Regions from separate parts of the Homo sapiens genome. Here region 1 is linked to region 2. A link is an interaction called in ENCODE POLR2A ChIA-PET data of the cell type or tissue named here. Cell type or tissue: HepG2. All regions are shown on one strand. Links, peaks and the distances in the headings refer to the core of each region. The heading gives the core; the rest is flanking DNA.

Evidence for each region. ChIA-PET counts read pairs that join two places held together with the same protein. Peaks named below come from ENCODE experiments on the same cell type or tissue, not always from the same donor. Only the 100,000 strongest peaks of a DNase experiment are listed, where the experiment ranks them.
Region 1: POLR2A ChIA-PET joins it to region 2 with 5 read pairs; 5 of 35 experiments call an interaction of 5 or more read pairs at or near these places.

What each region holds. Positions count from the first base shown.
Region 1 is chr1:45,538,374-45,546,904 of GRCh38, forward strand. No RefSeq gene overlaps it. Among named protein-coding and RNA genes, the nearest start is that of AKR1A1, 8.2 kb to the right of the region's middle. RefSeq lists enhancers at 1-397, 398-898, 5,318-5,467, 5,488-5,537, 7,334-7,513 and a silencer at 6,594-6,643. In HepG2, for the core only: no CTCF peak of the experiment used is centred there; DNase peaks (open chromatin) are centred at 4,448, 5,687 and 7,368; H3K4me3 peaks cover 2,084 bases.
Region 2 is chr1:45,883,764-45,892,294 of GRCh38, forward strand. All of the region lies in intron 4 of MAST2 (microtubule associated serine/threonine kinase 2), which reads left to right. The region is part of intron 2 of LOC105378694 (a long non-coding RNA gene); the gene reads right to left. Among named protein-coding and RNA genes, the nearest start is that of MAST2, 84 kb to the left of the region's middle. In HepG2, for the core only: no CTCF peak of the experiment used is centred there; DNase peaks (open chromatin) are centred at 1,158 and 3,888.

The sequences.
Region 1 (8,531 bases), core at 96-8,095, 350 kb before region 2:
GCAACTCTCCTGCCTTAGCTCCCTGAGTAGCTGGGACTATGGGCGTGCACCACCAAGCCCGGCTAGTTTTTGTATTTTCTGTAGAAACGGGGTTTCGCCATGTTGGTCAGACTGGTCTCGAACTCCTGACCTCAAGTGACCCACCCGCCTCAGCCTCCCAAAGTGCTGGGATTACAGGAATAAGCCACCATGCTCGGCCATATTTGGTGATCTTATTTTTGAGTGTCATGACGATGCAAAGAGGACATGTTGGAGCCAGGAGACTGATGGAATCCTGCCCTCACCCAATTTATTGGTATCTGTCATAAGTGTACAAGTCCCATATTCATGTCAGCAGAGAAAGTGCTGAACAGGGCCGGGCGCGGTGGCTCACGCCTATGATCCCAGCACTTTGGGAGGCCGAGGCGGGCGGATCACAAGGTCAGGAAATCAAGACCATCCTGCTAACATGGTGAAACCCCGTCTCTACTAAAAAATACAAAAAATTAGCCGGGCGTCGTGGCGGGCGCCTGTAGTCCCAGCTACTCGGGAGGCTGAGGCAGGAGAATGGCGTGAACCGGAGAGGCGGAGCTTGCAGTGAGCCCAGATCACGCCACTGCACTCCAGCCTGGGCGACAGAGCGAGACTCCGCCTCAAAAAAAAAAAAGAAAAGAAAAGAAAAGAAAAGAAAAGAAAGTGCTGAACAGATATTTGCTGAATTAATCAGTCTCAATTTCCCCATTTTCAAAGATCTTAGTACCTGCTTCCTTCTACCATATGTTAGCAAGAAGATTAAATATAAAATTAATATACTTATTACTATTTTCTGAGTTTGTTGGAAGCAGAGAGTGTGGTAAGTCAGCCTCCTCTAAAACGGAGCCAAACACAGCCACTTTGGATGGTGGCGTGGAACTGCTGACAGGAGTGAGCTTTACTTATGGAGAACTAATCTAAGCCTGAGAATTGCACTGTAACTTCTATCCTTCTCCTTCCTGGAGGGGGAGGGGGGGAAATACAGGCATTTTTCTTTTTCTTTTTCTTTTGAGATGGAATCTTGCTCTGTTGCCCAGACTGGAGTGTGGTAGTGCAATCTCGGCTCACTGCAACCTCCGCCTCCTGGTTTCAAGCAATTCTCTTGCCTCAGCCTCCTGAGTAGCTGGGATTACAGGCACCTGCCACCACACCCGGCTAATTTTTTTTTTTTTTGAGACGGAGTCTCGCTCTGTCGCCCAGACTGGAGTGCAGTGGCACGATCTCGGCTCACTGCAAGCTCCGCCCCCTGGGTTCATGCCATTCTCCTGCCTCAGCTTCCCAAGTAGCTAGGAATACAGGTGCCCGCCACTATGACCGGCTAATTTTTTGTATATTTAGTAGAGATGGGATTTCACCGTGTTAGCCAGGATGGTCTCGAACTCCTGACCTCATCATCCGCCTGCCTCGGCCTTCCAAAGTGCTGGGATTACAGGCATGAGCCACCACATCTGGCCCCAGAGTAGCTTTTTTTTTTTTGAGACGGAGTTTTGCTCTTGTTGCCCAGACTGGAGTGCGGTGGCATGATCTCGGCTCACCGTAACCTCTGCCTCCCGGGTTCAAGCGATTCTCCTGCCTCAGGCTCCCGAGTAGCTGGGATTACAGGCATGCACCACCATGCCCAGCTAATTTTGTATTTTTAGTAGAGATGGGGTTTCTTCATGTTGGTCAGGCTGGTCTTGAACTCCCCACCTCAGGTGATCCACCTGCCTCAGCCTTCCAAAGTGCTGGGATTACAGTTGTGAGCCACTGTGCCCAGCCCAGAGTAGTAATTTTTGTTTGTTTGTTTTTTGAGATGGAGTCTTGCTTTGTTGCCAGGCTGGAGTGCAGTGGTGTGATCTTGGCTCACTGCAACCTCTACCTCCCAGGTTCAAGTAGCTGGGAATACAGGTGCGTGCCACCACGGCCAGCTAATTTTTTGTATTTTTCAGTAGAGATGGGGTTTTACCGTGTAAGCCAGGATGGTCTGGATCTCCTGACCTTGTGATCCACCCGTCTCGGCCTCCCCAAGTGCTGGGATTACAGGCGTGAGCCACCACACCCAGCCCAGAGTAGCTATTTTTTAAGTGTGTAAGAATTGGGCCCCTACTGCCTTAGGTGGGACAAACCAGTGTGGGGATTTTCACTGGAGATGTTTTTGATCAGTGCTATAAACTGGATTTGCTGCTTCAATCTCAAGGGGGTTTTCAGACAGGGTCTGGCCAGGGAACTCCAGAGTTCTAATTAACTTCTAATTGGCCATTTAAATAATAATATCTCGGTCTGTCCAATGCTCAGAGATCCTGAAGGATTTTATCTAATGAAGAAGGTATTTTGCTTCTTACTAGTGTCCCAGGCTTATGTGGAGCTTAATTAATGTTCATTGAGTGCCATTTGCTTCTGGTGACCCTGAAATCCTGTTGCCTCTCCGAAATAGACTCAAATATCTTGTCTCCAACTGGACAAGAACACAGTCAAGCCAAGTAGCTTGGCTATAATTGGTCTATGACTAACATGGCAGCCTTATATCAAAGGCTTATTGCTAGAATCCCTAGAAAAAGAAATGAGGTAAAAGTACAGCAGGCGCCATGTCTGGCCACAAAGACGGCAAGAAGCCCCTGAAACAGCACAAGGAGCAGGCCGAGGAGATGAATGACTAAGATGACGCTTTTAAGCAGAAACAAAAAGAGAAGCAGGCCAGGCCAGGCATGGTTGCTCATGGTTGTAGTCCCAGCACTTTGGGAGGCTGAGGCTAGAAGATCACTTGAGTCCAGGAGTTCGAGACTAGCCTGGCCAAAATGGCAAAACCCTGTCTCTACCAAAAATTTTAAAAATTAGCCAAGTGTGCTGGTGTACACCTGTAGTCCCAGGACACCTATAGTCAGGAGGCTGAGGTGGGAGTATCACTTGAGCCCAGGAGATCAAGGCTGCAATGAACCATGATCACACCATTGTGAGATCCATGATCTAGCCTGGGTGACAGAGTGAGATCCTGTCTCAAAAAAAAAAAAAAAAAAAAGGGAAGCAAAAAACCAAACCAAAACAAAACAAAAGATAACATAAAAACAAAACAAAAGGAAGCAAAAAGCCAGGCATGGTGGCTCACATCTGTAATCCCAGCACTTTGGAAAGCCAAGGCAAGCAGATCACCTGAGGTCAGCAGTTCGAGACCAGCCAGACCAACATGGAGAAACCCTGTTTATACTAAAAAAAAATATATATATATATATACAAATACAAAAATTAGCCAGGCGTGGTGGTGCATGCCTGTAATCCTAGCTATTCTGGAGGCTGAGGCAGGAGAATCGCTTGAACCCGAGGGGCAGAGGTTGTGGTGAGCCAAGATCGCACTATTGCACTCCAGCCTGGGCAACAAGAGCAAAACTCCGTCTCAAAAAGAAAAAAAAAAAAAAAGGAAGCAAAAGAAACTCAAGAGCTAAAAAATGGAGGTCTCAGGGACGGGCCTGGCTGAGGTGGGAAGATCACTTGAGGCGGGAAGTTCAAGACCAGCCTGGGCAACATAGAGAGACACTGTCTCTACAAAAAAGTGAAAAAATTAGCAACGCATAGTGGTGCGTGCCTATAGCCCTAGTTACTCAGAAGACTGAGGTAAGAGGATCCCTTGAGGCCTGGAGTTTGAGATTACATTGAGCTATGATTATACCACTGCACTCCAGCCTGCACAATAGAGCAAGAATAAACTTTTGGCTGGGCATTGTAGCTCATGCCTGTAATCCCAGCACTTTGGGAGGCTGAGGTGAGTAGATCATGAGGTCAGGAGTTCAAGACCAGCCTGATCAATATGGTGAAACCCCGTCTCTAATAAAAATACAAAAAAAATTAGCTGAGCCTTGTGTCAGGCACCTGTAATCCCAGCTACTCAGGAGGCTGAGGTAGGAGAATTGCTTGAACCTGGGAGGCAGAGTTTGCAGTGAGCCAAGATCGCGCCATTGCACTCTGGGTGTGCAAAGGAGAGTCTCTGGAGCAAGACTCCGGAGCAAGACTCCATGTTAAAAAAAAAAAAAAAAAAAAGAATAAACCTTTAAAGAAAAAAAAGAAAAATCATACAGTGGCTTATCATCTCCCAGCCCAGAATCCTACCAGAGTTGGCCCTTTGGTCTTTGTTCTACTCTAAATTATGTATCACCTGGAATTAAACCAACTGATTTAAAAAAAGAAGAAGAAAAAAAGAAAGGAAATCAGGTTCTTAAAGCCCAGCACTAGTAGAGCTCAGACAAGTTACCTTTTTATCCTAATGAAGTAGGAAGGGCACCACTATGTACCTAGCACCCAGGAATGTTTAACCTTTACTCACGTTCTGCCTGGAGAAGGAAGCCAGGCTGCAATGCAGGGATCTGGCTCCTGAACTCTGTCAAGGCTGAGGCAGGGCTGGATAAGAAATCTCTACCCCCATGTCAGGCTTGTGACCAGCCTCCTCCCTCATCTTGCACAACCTTGATCCAGGGGCAGGAACTGATACACTGGCCTTTGGAAGCCGTAGGACTTTGAACTTCGTTGAACTTCGGAGCTGAAGGGCTGAACAGAGCTGGTGCCAAACCCACTTTTAGTAACCCCATAGTTTTTTTTTCCCCCCACTTAACAACATATCAAAGACATTTTTTCCACAACAATACTTACATATTTACTTTATCCTTGTTGTGTCTGTATTTATCACATGGATGCACAACAATTTATTTTGGATATTCCCTTCCTACAAATATTTACGTAATATGTTTTAATTTTTTTATATTAAAAATATATTTTAAAAATAGAGACAGGGTCTCGCTATGTTGCCCGGGCTGGTCTCAAACTGCTGGCCCCAAGCAATCCTCCAATCTTGGCCTCCCAAAGTGCTGGGATTACAGGCGTGAGCCACCACGCTCAGCTGATTTGGGTAATCTAAACAACACAGTAAACAGCCTTGTCCCTTTTCTATTATTTCCTAAAACTAAGTTCCTTACAATTGCTGAATCAGAAGGGATGGACATTTAACATTTTCATATATATTATCAAATTGCCTTATATATATGTTTTCTTTTTCTTTCTCCTACTTGTATTTTGAAGTATATATATTTAAATTTGTAATACTTTTTTTTTTTTTTTTTTTTTTTTTTTAGAGACAGGGTCTTGCTTTGTCATCCAGGCTGGAGTGCAGTGGCACAATCATAGCTAACTGTAACCTCAAACTCCTGGGCTTCAGTGATCCTCCCACCTCAGCCTCCATTGTAGCTAGGACTACAGGTGCACAACACCTCTATTTTTGTAGAGACAGGGTCTCAGTATGCTGCCCTGGCCTCATGTGATCCTCCCACCCAGCCTATGCTCCCTTCTTATCAAACCACATGTAGTTCCTGGAATGTAACATCCTGCTTCATTCCTCCACAACTTGGCACATATCAATTCCTCTGCTCAGACTACCATTCTCCAGCTTCCTTTAACTCCCTTCCCAACAACAGTCTATTTTTCCAAAAAACTCCTGGCACATGGTAGATATCATTAAATATTGGTCAGTCGAATGAATAAATCAATCACTTCTACCCACTTTTAGCACAGAGCAGCCTCTGTGGGTGACATGTGCAACAGAAGACCGTAAAATTAGGAAATGCAGTTGACAGGGGAAATCCGCACCGCCATATGACAGGCTGTCTGCTTCCGTCAGCGGTTATTCCCTTGCCTGCCTGCCCTAGCCCACACCACTTCCTCCTCTTCCCCCCACCCCCGACTTTCCAGTCCCAGTCCATTGGTTTCAGTTGGCTGCAGCCTCCTTTCCACCACTTCACTGCAGCATTGATCTTTGTAACTGCCATAATAGAACTGATTCCTACCCTGATATAACTATAGCTTCTATGCCAACAGCTGTAGCTCTACATAATCATGTGTGTGCATGTACAGGTGTAAGTGTGCTTGCATGGGTGCATGAGTGTATATGTGCGCATGCATGAGAGAGAAAGAGACTGCAACCCTGTGCAGAGTCCTCCTCCTCTATTCTGGAGTTCTGTCTCTGTCAGGGATGGGTGGCAGTTTGTAGTAGTTTCACTTGAAGGGGTAGGAGAAGAGGGAACAGTTTTCCTATTTCAACCTAGCTTGCAGCAGCCTATTTTGAATATAAATAATAATCATTACCACTCATTAAATCTCTATGTACCACCAGGCACTTTACATCCATTGTTTCATTTAATCCCCAAACAACTCAAAAAAGTAAGCATGGCCAGCTTGGTGGCTCATGCCTATAACTGCAGCACTTTTGGGAGGCCAAGGTGGGAGGATCGCTTGAGCCCAGGAGTTTGAGATCACCTGGGCAAATATAGTAAGACCTCGTCTCTACAAAAAATAAACAAAATTAGCTGAGCACGGTGGTGGACAGTTGTAGTCCCAGCTACTTGGGAGGCTGAGGTGGGAGGATTGTTTGAGCCTGGGAAGTCAACACTGCAGTGAGCCGTGATCATGCCACTGCACTCTAGCCTAGATGATAGAGTAAGACTCTGTCTCAAAAAATAAATAACATATATTTAAGAAATTAAGAATTTTGCTTTGGTGCATAATCAGGAAAAAAGCAATAAATGGTTCTGAGGACCAAGTCACTCTGGTGGGATTGGGGATTGGAGCTCAGATCCCAAAAGATGAGGTAGCTGACTGCATAATGCAGTCCCCAGGGCCTGGTGCCAGCCTTGCTGGCTCTCAGCAGCCACTTGAATGGGACCACAGGATTTGAGGGGCCTGAGAGGGAGAATAATGCCTCAGTGCACAGGCCCAGGGCCATTTCCAGTAGCTACCTGTGTAGGGACTTTCACTACTTGGGGGAAATGAGTCAGGTCTTGTGAAGTTGGTTTCAGAGCTGGCCAGAGTTTAGGAATGATTCGGCCCTAATAGGGGATTAGAAGGAACTTAAATATGTTCCTTAAATGTGCGCTCATTACAATGTCACTAGAAGGTCCACGCATAAAGTCAAGATCTTGTTCAGGCCCCCTTATCGCCCTGCTTCGTATATGGGTCCTCTGGGAACCTGAACTCTGTTCTTCATTCTCATTCAGACAGCCTAGCCTACAGTAAGCAGGAAGTGCCAGCAAATAAGTCACTGGGGTAGCTCCGGGACAAACTCAGAGACTTGGACAGCAGGCATTTATTTCTTCATCTCTTCTACCTGGCCACATTCCTCTTAGGGTCTAGAAACCCCTGCCAAATGCTAAAACGTTCAGTGAGGGGTGCTGAGAACTTAACCTTTCCCTCCCTCCTGCCTAGTTGTCCAGAAAGGGATGCTCCCTTCTCCTTCCTAGACAGCCATTCTCACTTTCTAGCTCTTCATCTGTTTCAGCCTCCTCTGTCGCCACACAAGGCCAACCCTGCACACACACATAGGTATGCATTCTGCCTGTTCTACATTAGCCCCTCTGGACTGTGAACCTTGAAGGCAGAGAACAAGGCTGGTCCTTTTTTTTTTTTTAAATTTTTGTGATGAAATCTCACTCTGTCACTCAGACTGGAGTGCAGTGAACAATCTTGGCTCATTGCAACCTGCACCTCCTGGGTTCAAGCACTTCTCCTGAGTAGCTGGGATTACAGGTGCCTGCCATCACACCCGGCTAATTTTTGTATTTTTTGTTTGTTTGTTTTGATTTTTGTTTTTCCGTCGGATTTATTTCCTCACATTACAGCATACTTTTCATATGAGCCTACACATATCAGATGGTAACTCTGGAATGGGTGAGTCTGTGACACTGACCCAGCACAGCTGTGAGGGTGATGACAGGCAGGTTAGCAGGTGCGCACAGAGGGGCTTTCTTCTAAATTGGAGGTCAGGTTAGATGATTCAGCTCCGCAGAGCTCATTCAGTGCTCCGTCTTCTGGTGGCTTCCCTTGATTTCTAATAAAAGCTGCAGATGGAGTCACTCAGTTCCACATGGCTGGGGAAGCCTCAGCAAACTTACAATCAAGGTGGAAGGCACCTCTTCACAGGGTGGCAGGAAAGAGAATGAGTGCCTAATTTTTCTATTTTTAGTAGAGATGGGGTTCCACCATGTTGGCCAGTCTCGTCTCAAACTCCTAACCTCAAGTGATCTTCCCACCTTGGCTCCCAAAGTGCTGGGATTGCAGGTGTGAGCCACCGTGCCCGGCCAAGGCTGGTCCATTTTTGTGCCCAGTGAAAGGACTAGGACATAGTATATGCTAAGTAAATGTTAGCTAAATGTATGATCCATGATCCCCCCCACAATTATCCCATTATTTTTTTTCTTTTTCTTTTTCTTTTTTTTTTGAGACAAGAGTCTCGCTCTGTCACCCAGGCTGGAGTGCAGTGGCATGATCTTGACCCACTGCAACCTTCACCATCCAAGTTCAAGGGATTCTCATGCCTCAGCCTCCAAAGTAGCTGAGATTACAGGCGTGCACCACCATGCCCAGTTAATTTTTTGTATTTTTACTAGAGATGGGGTTTCACCATGTTGGCCAGGCAGATCTTAAACTCCTAATCTCAAGTGATCCACCCGTCTTGGCCTCCCAAAGTGCTGGGATTACAAGCTTGAGCCACCGCGCCCAGCTTCCCTCCA
Region 2 (8,531 bases), core at 373-8,372:
GTGTCCTGAGTCTTCTGTAAATGGCAAGGGCTCTACCAGGACTCTTAGAGGAATGAGACACCAAATAGGTATGCATAACTGAAAAGGAGTAGCTTTTCAGCATCATAGTCAGGAAATATTTGTACTTGGTCATTTTTCTACTATTTCTGCCCCCCCCGCTTTTTTTTGGTTGCTTCTATTTGAAAACTGCCTGAGATTTGCCTTTTCTTAGTATTAAGTGAAATAAATTAAGGCCTGAGACAGGTAGCTTCTTGCAGAAATGTGTGTCCTCAATGAATGGAGTTGCTGGGAAGAAGGAGAAGGAGGAGTATTCTTATTTTTATTTTATACCAGAATAATTTTTTGGTCATTTTAGTGATATCTAAAGTTAGGCCTACTCTAACTGCCTTAAAAACGTTTAATTAATAAGGATCAGAAATAGATTTTCCCTCCTCTTTTTTGATAAAGTAACTCACATTTAAACAATTGATCACTCAGTAAATACACAGTAATATCTACTCTGGGTCAGGTGCGGTGGCTCACACCTATAGTCCCAGCACTTTGGGAGGCTGAGGTAGGTGGATCACCTGAGGTCAGTAGTTCGAGACCAGCCTGACCAATATGGTAAAACCCTGTCTCTACTAAAAATAAAAATAAAAATTAGCCGGGCGTCATGGCGTGCGCCTGTAGTCCCAGTTACTCAGGGGGCTGAGACAGGAGAATTGCTTGAATCCAGGAGACGGAGGTTGCAGTGAGCTGAGATCATGCCACTGCACTCCAGCCTGGGCGACAGAGTGATGCGCCGTCAAAAAATAAATAAATAAATAAATAAAAAAGCCTACTCTGTGCTGGGTAGAGTGATCTAAGTTCTGAGGCTGTTAAGATTCAATTAGATAAATTCTTCTCTTTTGAAGAGCTTACACTTAAGTAAGCCAGAAGTTCTTCAGTTCTTTAATATAAACAATATCCTTTCTTATCTTTAACATTAGAGGAGTCGAAAAAGTTTTGTTCTGGAAGGAAGCAAGGAAACATGGGTACTAATATAGGCTTTGCCACTAACAAATTATGTGTGGCTTTAAAACAGGAGCTCCCACTTCTGGACCTGAATTGCCATACTTGTAAAATGAAGGGATTGGCTACCTGATCTCTATGCTTAGTCATCTCCCCAAACAGTTAAAGTTCCATGGTACCTCTTGTACACAGAGCTGGGCAAGTCTTTGTAGGGAGTGTGCAGTAGGAGGCAAAGTACTGCTTAGCATTTGTAGTAAAGAAAACAGGTAAGAACCACAAAACAAATATTTGAATAAGTTTAATTACTACAAAATTTGTTGTGTGGAAAAACTGATGTTAATAAAATGAGTGACTTACCATTTGCTCCACTGTTTCTCGTCCTCATAGCCTGATCTGGAAAATTTTTAAAGTTTCTATAATTGTCATTTAAGTCTTGGTCAGAAGGAGGGGGCATCATATTTGTGTCCCTGTTTGCCTTTCTTAGAATGGTTCTCCCAAGAGCGAATCCTATGGTGTGCTCATTCCAGGTTATAAAGGCCCGTTTCCTCTGATATATCCTTCATGGACATAGAGAAATTTAGAATTTGCCTCTAGTTTGGTGTTCTTGTCCTTTGAGAGAGCGTTTTTGTTAATTAATTTTTGAGGCTTTCAATTGCTGTGCTTTTCACGTAATATGTTAGTTGCATTAAAATGGACAGGAACTCAAATATGAGTTTCTAGACTTATGTGACAACTTGGCATTATACAAAATACACATTCTTCCACTCAACAAGTAATTCCTCCAAAGTCTCCAAATTGGTAAGTGGAAGTATAGCATAAAAATTAACAGCTTGGGTTTGCAAGTCAGGCAGATGTGGGTTTCAGTCACGGCACTATTACTTACTAGATGTTTTTTGGTAAAATCAGTTACTATATTTTTGTCTTTTTGCCTCCATTCACTTTGTCATTTGCTCAAATCTTTCCATCCATGCATCCATCATACTATATTATTTTAGTTCCAGTTAGGTGTAGGCACTATTCTAGATACTGGAGATACAGTAGTGAATAAAGCAGACAAGGTCCCTGTGCTCATGGAGTTTCCATTCTACTTAAGAGAGACAAAAACATGTATGATATGCCATATGGTACTTACTGCTATGAAGAAAAATAAAGCCAGATATCAGAGAGGAGGATGTGTGTTTCTGTGGGGGTGAGGGTTTAAATTTTAAATTTTAAATTGAATTGTCTAGGCTGGGTGTGGTGGTTCACACCTGTAATCCGAGCACTTTGAGAGACTAAGGCAGGAGGATCGCTTGAGTTCAGGAGTTTGAGAACAGCCTGGGCAACATAGTGAGACCCTGTCTCTACAGAAAAATTTTAAAAATCAAAAAATTTTGTATTGTCCAGGAATTTTCTCATTAAGGCAACATTTGAGCAGAGAACAGGAGTCTGGAATGAGTGATACTGAGATAGAGATAGATCGATAAATATATATGTATATATTATATATATTTATATACTTATATAAGTATACATATATATTTATATATTGTATACATATTTATATATGTATCTATAAGTACACACACACACACACACACACACACACACACACATTTATAGTGACATTGGTCAGATTAGGGAAGAGAGCTGTTACATTCTAATACGCAAAATGCAAACATCATCTATGCCTGCCACGATAAGGGCTTTATTGGGGCAAGGTGGTTATGAAAGTTCTTTTGGCCTGGCTCATACCATTTATTTTAGATGTAGCTTCCTGAAACTAAATCATTTTCATTTTTAGAAAGCTATTTCATATTTAAACCCATCTGGGTATTTTTTTAATGCATTAAAAATGTAGTTTAGAATATCAGACCTAAGGGAGTTGATAACTTTGTTCAAAGTACAATATCTGTGAAAAGAAGATTTTGAAGTTCTAAAGTTACTTGTATCTGTTTACCCAGGCTAGAAGGGTTTTATATTTTACTTTTTCATAATTGAAGCAGCTCTGAATGGCTTTTCTTGCCCAATGCTATAGTGGGGGCCTCTTTTTGATGATTCCTTTCAAATAGGATTGTTTCTTTTGCTGTTGTTGTTATTTTGTTTGTTTTTGTGACAGGGTCTCATTCTTTAGCCTAGGCTGGAGTGCAGTGGCGCAGTCTCAGCTCACTGCAGCCTGGTCCTCCCTGGCCTCAGGAGATCTTCCCATCACAGCCTCCTGAGTAGCTGGCACCACAGGCACCTGCCACCACATCTGGCTAATTTTTGTATTTTTTGTAGAGATGGGGTTTCACTATGTTACTCAGGCTGGTCTGGAACTCCTGAGCTCAAGCTATCTGCCTACCTTGGCTTCCCAAAGTGCTTAGATTACAGGCATGAACCACAATGCCTGGCGACTGTTTATTTTGTTTGTGAATTTCAGCACCAGTACCTAGACCCTGCATTTGGGAGCTTAATGTAAATAATGCTTATGTCTCCAGTTACCCTGAAAGTAAAGCTTTTCTAATACCCATTAGGCTTAAGATAATTTTCCTCATATTTCATGAAATGTCTTGCTTTATTTCTTAGAGGCTATGAGCAGTCAATTGAGATAACAGACTGTAGGAGTGGAGAGGTAGCTGTTGGTTGCATTCATCATGGGGTATGTGTATATGTGTGTGTTGATATTATTGGCATTGCTGGCTTGTAGTCTTTAGAGCCCTTGGGGATAGTTAACCTTTTATTTTGTCAGCTTATTCATTTGGGCAGTGGACTTAGATACCAGATATTGGATGAAAGTTAATGTCTGGTGTCTGCAGTGATAGGCACTGCATAGTGGGCAGGGAGGAGTTCCTGGGCCCCAGGGATGTGATGTGTCAAACTTTGTTCCTATGAAACTGACAGTGTCATGTACTTTCCCATTCTGATGCAACTTGATGCCTGGATCAATGCTTCTGGAAAATGTGCTAAAAAGAGATACCACCTGCTGCATACACATAATAAACCCTTTGTTGAGGTATCAGTGGCGTCTGATATAGGGCTTTAGGTTTTCTGTGGGGCTTTGAAAATCAGGAAATTTTGCAATCTTTCAAGACTCTAAAGCCCAGAGTGATAGCTTTGTGTTACATTTAAGACCCTGTCTTTTAAAAGTTGGTGGGAAGTAATTTCATATAGATTCTCTAAGTGTCCAATGGGAAGGCAGGACGTAGCAGAGGTTGGGAGGGAAGTAGCCATAGTCATCACTCATATCCCTACAGGGAACCAGTTTGTTGTTAAAAAATGGATGTAGTTGTTGGCGAGCTTTACCTGTGTAGGTGGGATCTGAAAATCCTTGAGAACCTGTTTTTGTTACTGTATGTTGAGAATAGTTGTCATGCTCATTATCCCCACATTTATATCGCTAGATCTCATAACTGTCCATTCACCATAATGTGACTGAATATTTCAGAGACATCTGAACTGCAGCATTTATGAATCTGAGTCATTGTCTTTCTCAAAAATCAGGTCCTCTCTTATACTCTAGCTTATTAAATGGTACTGCTTCCTCAAGATAGAAAATTTAGTTATTTTTGTTGCCATGCTCTTCCTTACACTCACAAGTCTTTTCTGTTATACCTCTCAAATATCTCTTGGTGTTCTGTCTTTATTTTTATTTTATTTTATTTTTTTGAGACTGAGTCTCGCTCTGTGGTCCAAGCTGGAGTACAGTGGCGCCATCTGGGCTCACTGCAAGCTCCGCCTCCCGGGTTCACACCATTCTCCCACCTCAGCCTCCTGAGTAGCTGGGACTACAGGCCCCCACCACCACGCCCGGCTAATTTTTTGTGTTTTTAGTAGAGACCGGGTATCACTCTGTTAGCCAGTATGGTCTCGATCTGCTGAACTTGTGATCCACCCACCTCGGCCTCCCAAAGTGCTGGGATTACAGGCGTGAGCCACCGCGCGCGGCCTCTTTTTTTTTTTTTTTTTTTTTTTTTTTTTTTTTTTTGAGATGGAGTCTTGCTCTCTCGCCCAGGCTGGAGTGCAATGGCACAATCTCGCCTCACTGCAACCTCCGCCTCCCAGGTTCAAGTGATTCTTCCGCCTCAGCCTCCCCAGTAGCTGGTACTACAGATGTGTGCACCACGCCTGGCTAATTTTTTGTATTTTTAGTAGAGACGGGGTTTCACCACGTTAGCCAGGATGGTCTCAATCTGACCTCATCATCCATCCGCCTCGGCCTCCCAAGTGCTGGGATTACAGGCCTGAGCCACTGTGCCCGGCTGGTGTTCTCTCTTTCTTTATACTACCACTGGTTTGTCCAGATAGTCACAGCCATTGTAATCTCTTGCCTCTGCTACTGCCATAACCTCCTAACTGGCCTTTCTTTATCTGGCATTGCTCACCCTCAGTCTACCTAACTATCATACAATAGCCAGGAAAAGCTTTTTAAAATGCGGATTTCATTATTAGATATTAATTTAAACTTTTTTGGTGAAATTTTTTTTTTTTTGAAACAGAATCTCACTTTGTCACCCAGGTTGGAGTACAGTGGTGCGATCACGGCTCAGTGCAGCCCCAGCCTTCCTGGGCTCAGGTGGTACTCGCACCTCAGTCTCCCAAGTAGCTGGGACCACAGGTGCACGCCGCCACACCCAGCTAATTTTTGTACTTCTTGTAGAGGTGGGGTTTTGCCATGTTGCCCTGGCTGGTCTCAAACTCCTGGGCTAAAACTACCTGCCTTCCTCGGCCTTCCGAGGTGCTGAGATTACAGGTGTGAGCCTCTGCACCTGGCCTTTGGTGAATTTTTTCTTACTCTTAGGATCACACCTGACTATCTATACAGTGTGGTTGCTATATTTTTCTCCATGTTTTACACAATGTGTTCTCTGTGCCTGGAATTTTTGTTTTGTTTCGTTTTGTTTTGTTTTTTTGAGGCAGAATCTCACTCTGTTGCCAGGCTGGAGTACAGTGACGCAATCTTGGCTCACTGCAACCTCCACCTCCTGGGTTCAAGCAATTCTCTTGTCTCAGCCTCCTGAGTAGCTGGGACTACAGGTGCACGCCATGACACCCAGCTAATTTTTTTTTTTTATTTTTAGTAGAGCCAGGGTTTCACCACATTGGTCAGGCTGGTCTCGAACTCCCAACCTCAGGTGATTAAGCAATTCTCCTGCCTCAGCCTCCCAAGTAGCTGGGACTACAGGTGCGCTCCACCACGCTGAGCTAATTTTTATATTTTTAGGGTTTCACCATGTTGGCCATGATGGTCTCAATCTTTTGACCTCGTGATCCGCCTGCCTCGGCCTCCCAAAAGTGCTGGGATTACAGGCATGAGCCCCCGTGCCCAGCTGGAATGTTCTTTTTCCATCTATACCAATCTAGTTCCTACACACCTTTCAAGTCCCAGCTTACACCTCACTTCCTTATGAAAGGCGTTCCTGACCTCACCCAAACCTTGCTGTCTGTAGACTAAGTTGGGTTTCCCAGAACATACTTTCAATAAAGCCTCTACTTTTTCTTCATAGCTCTTACATCAGTTGTAAATAAAGAACTATTTGTCTGCCTTTTCCCGTTGTGTAGTATGTAAGTATTAGCTCAGGCTGCTGTAACAAAATACCACATGCTTAAATAACAAAAATTTATTTTCTTACAGTTATGCAAACTAGTAGTCCAAGAAGGTGACAACATGCTAAGTTTCTGGTAAACCTCTCTTCCTGGCTTGCAGAGAGTGGCCTTCTTGCTGTGTGCTCACATGGCCTTTATGTGGTACACCAGCCTGAGGATAGGGGCATAGATCTGTCTCTTCTTCTTTTTCTTCTTCCTTCTCCCTCCTTCCTTATTTTTTCCTTCATTTTCAAGCCCAACAGTCCTATAGGATTAGAGCCACCCCTATGACCTCATTTAACCTTAATTACTTCCTAAAGAACCTATATGGAAATATAGTCAGATTGGGGGTAAAAGCTTTAACATGAATTTTGGGGAGACACAGTTTAGTCCATAGCAGATGGTAAGCTCCGTGAGGTCAGGACCATGTTGTGCGGTACAATATGCTGATCCCAGAGCCTACTATAGAGTTTAACACAAATTGGCAATCATTTGAACTTGTTCCAAACATTGGTATGGTCTGGCACAAGAATACAAATAGAGGTATACACGTTTAATCATTTAAAATAGAGCTACCAAATTGTAAAATAAAATAAATGCTTTGTCCTCCTACCTCTAGAAATATAGTTGCATAATAACAAATTTTGAAATATGTGTAAAGCTATTGATTTTTAAAAAATAAGCACATGTTAAATATTTAACTCATTGTTAGTAAGGAAATCTGGCAGATATATTAGCCAGTTCAAAGAAGTAAAAGAACCACAAAGTGATATGTGGTATGTGTATGTGTAGTGTTGAAATAAATGTATTATTTATTATAAAATTGAGTTTTTCCATGGAGAGAAGGGAAGTCAGTTGCACCTTCACTGTACAGAATTGATCAGCATGTCTATAGACAAACATTATTTTGTGCACTGGATGTACTAGCTCACACCTGTAATCCCAGCACTTTGGGAGGCTGAGGCAGGAAGATCACTTGAGCCCAGGAGTTTGAGCCCAGCCTGGGCAATGTAGTGAGACCCTGTCTCTGCAAAAGTTTTTTTAAAAAAATTAGCCAGGTGTGGTGGTGACTGCCTGTAGTCCTAGCTACTTAGGGGGCTGAAGTGGGAAGGTTGAGCCTGCAGTGAGCCGTGATTGTGCCACTGTACTCCACCCTGGGTGACAGAGAGAGACCGTTTCAAAACAAAACAAAAAAAAGAAATTATTTCACATAACGTCAGTTACCTACCTATAACTTACAGAGTTGTAAAGTAGCTCAAAGACAATAAAAGACAAACTAGAAGAGTATTCTCTAAACAATATGCATAGTTTTTTATTGGAAATATCTAGTAACCTTTTTTTCTTTTTTAACTTTTTCCAATTTTTTTTTTTATAATCTCCTACCTTTTCATCTAAAATAATTTGAAACGTTTTTGTTCACAAAACAAGGGTGGTCTCATTGGGTTTGGCCTGATTATTTGCATAGTGTGGCCAGAATATTAATTTATCATAAAGCCTTCTTAAATTTACTTTGCTGTAAATTTTTATAAAGAATCTCAGATTGGACTTTTAAAGGCCTCTATTATTTGTATTTTGAGGCTAGGAAGGCAAGCCTAAGAAATACCACATTTCACTTGTAATAACTATAAATTTGGGTGAATTCCTAAGGGTCCTGGGCCTTCCAGGAAGTGGCCTTCCTTACCATCTGTAAGTCTGGACCCTGTAAAGCCAGATACCAGGCCAGTTTTCCCAGGAAGGTTTTGTAAGTATTGGCTCCATAAAGTCAACCATAGTTCCTTAAAAGTGGTTTGTTATACCTGATCAAATAAGCATGATTCTCAAATGTGACCTTTCAGGCAAGCTCTTTGTTGGACAACCATTTTTTACAATTATATTCTGGTCAAAAGGAGAACAGATTCTTGTTTAGCCCTATTCAAATAACCATATTGCCTTGAACTGTAAGGAGACTCAGTAAGACGTTCTTAGTTCTGGGTTAGGGGAGGGTCAGTGAGAATCAG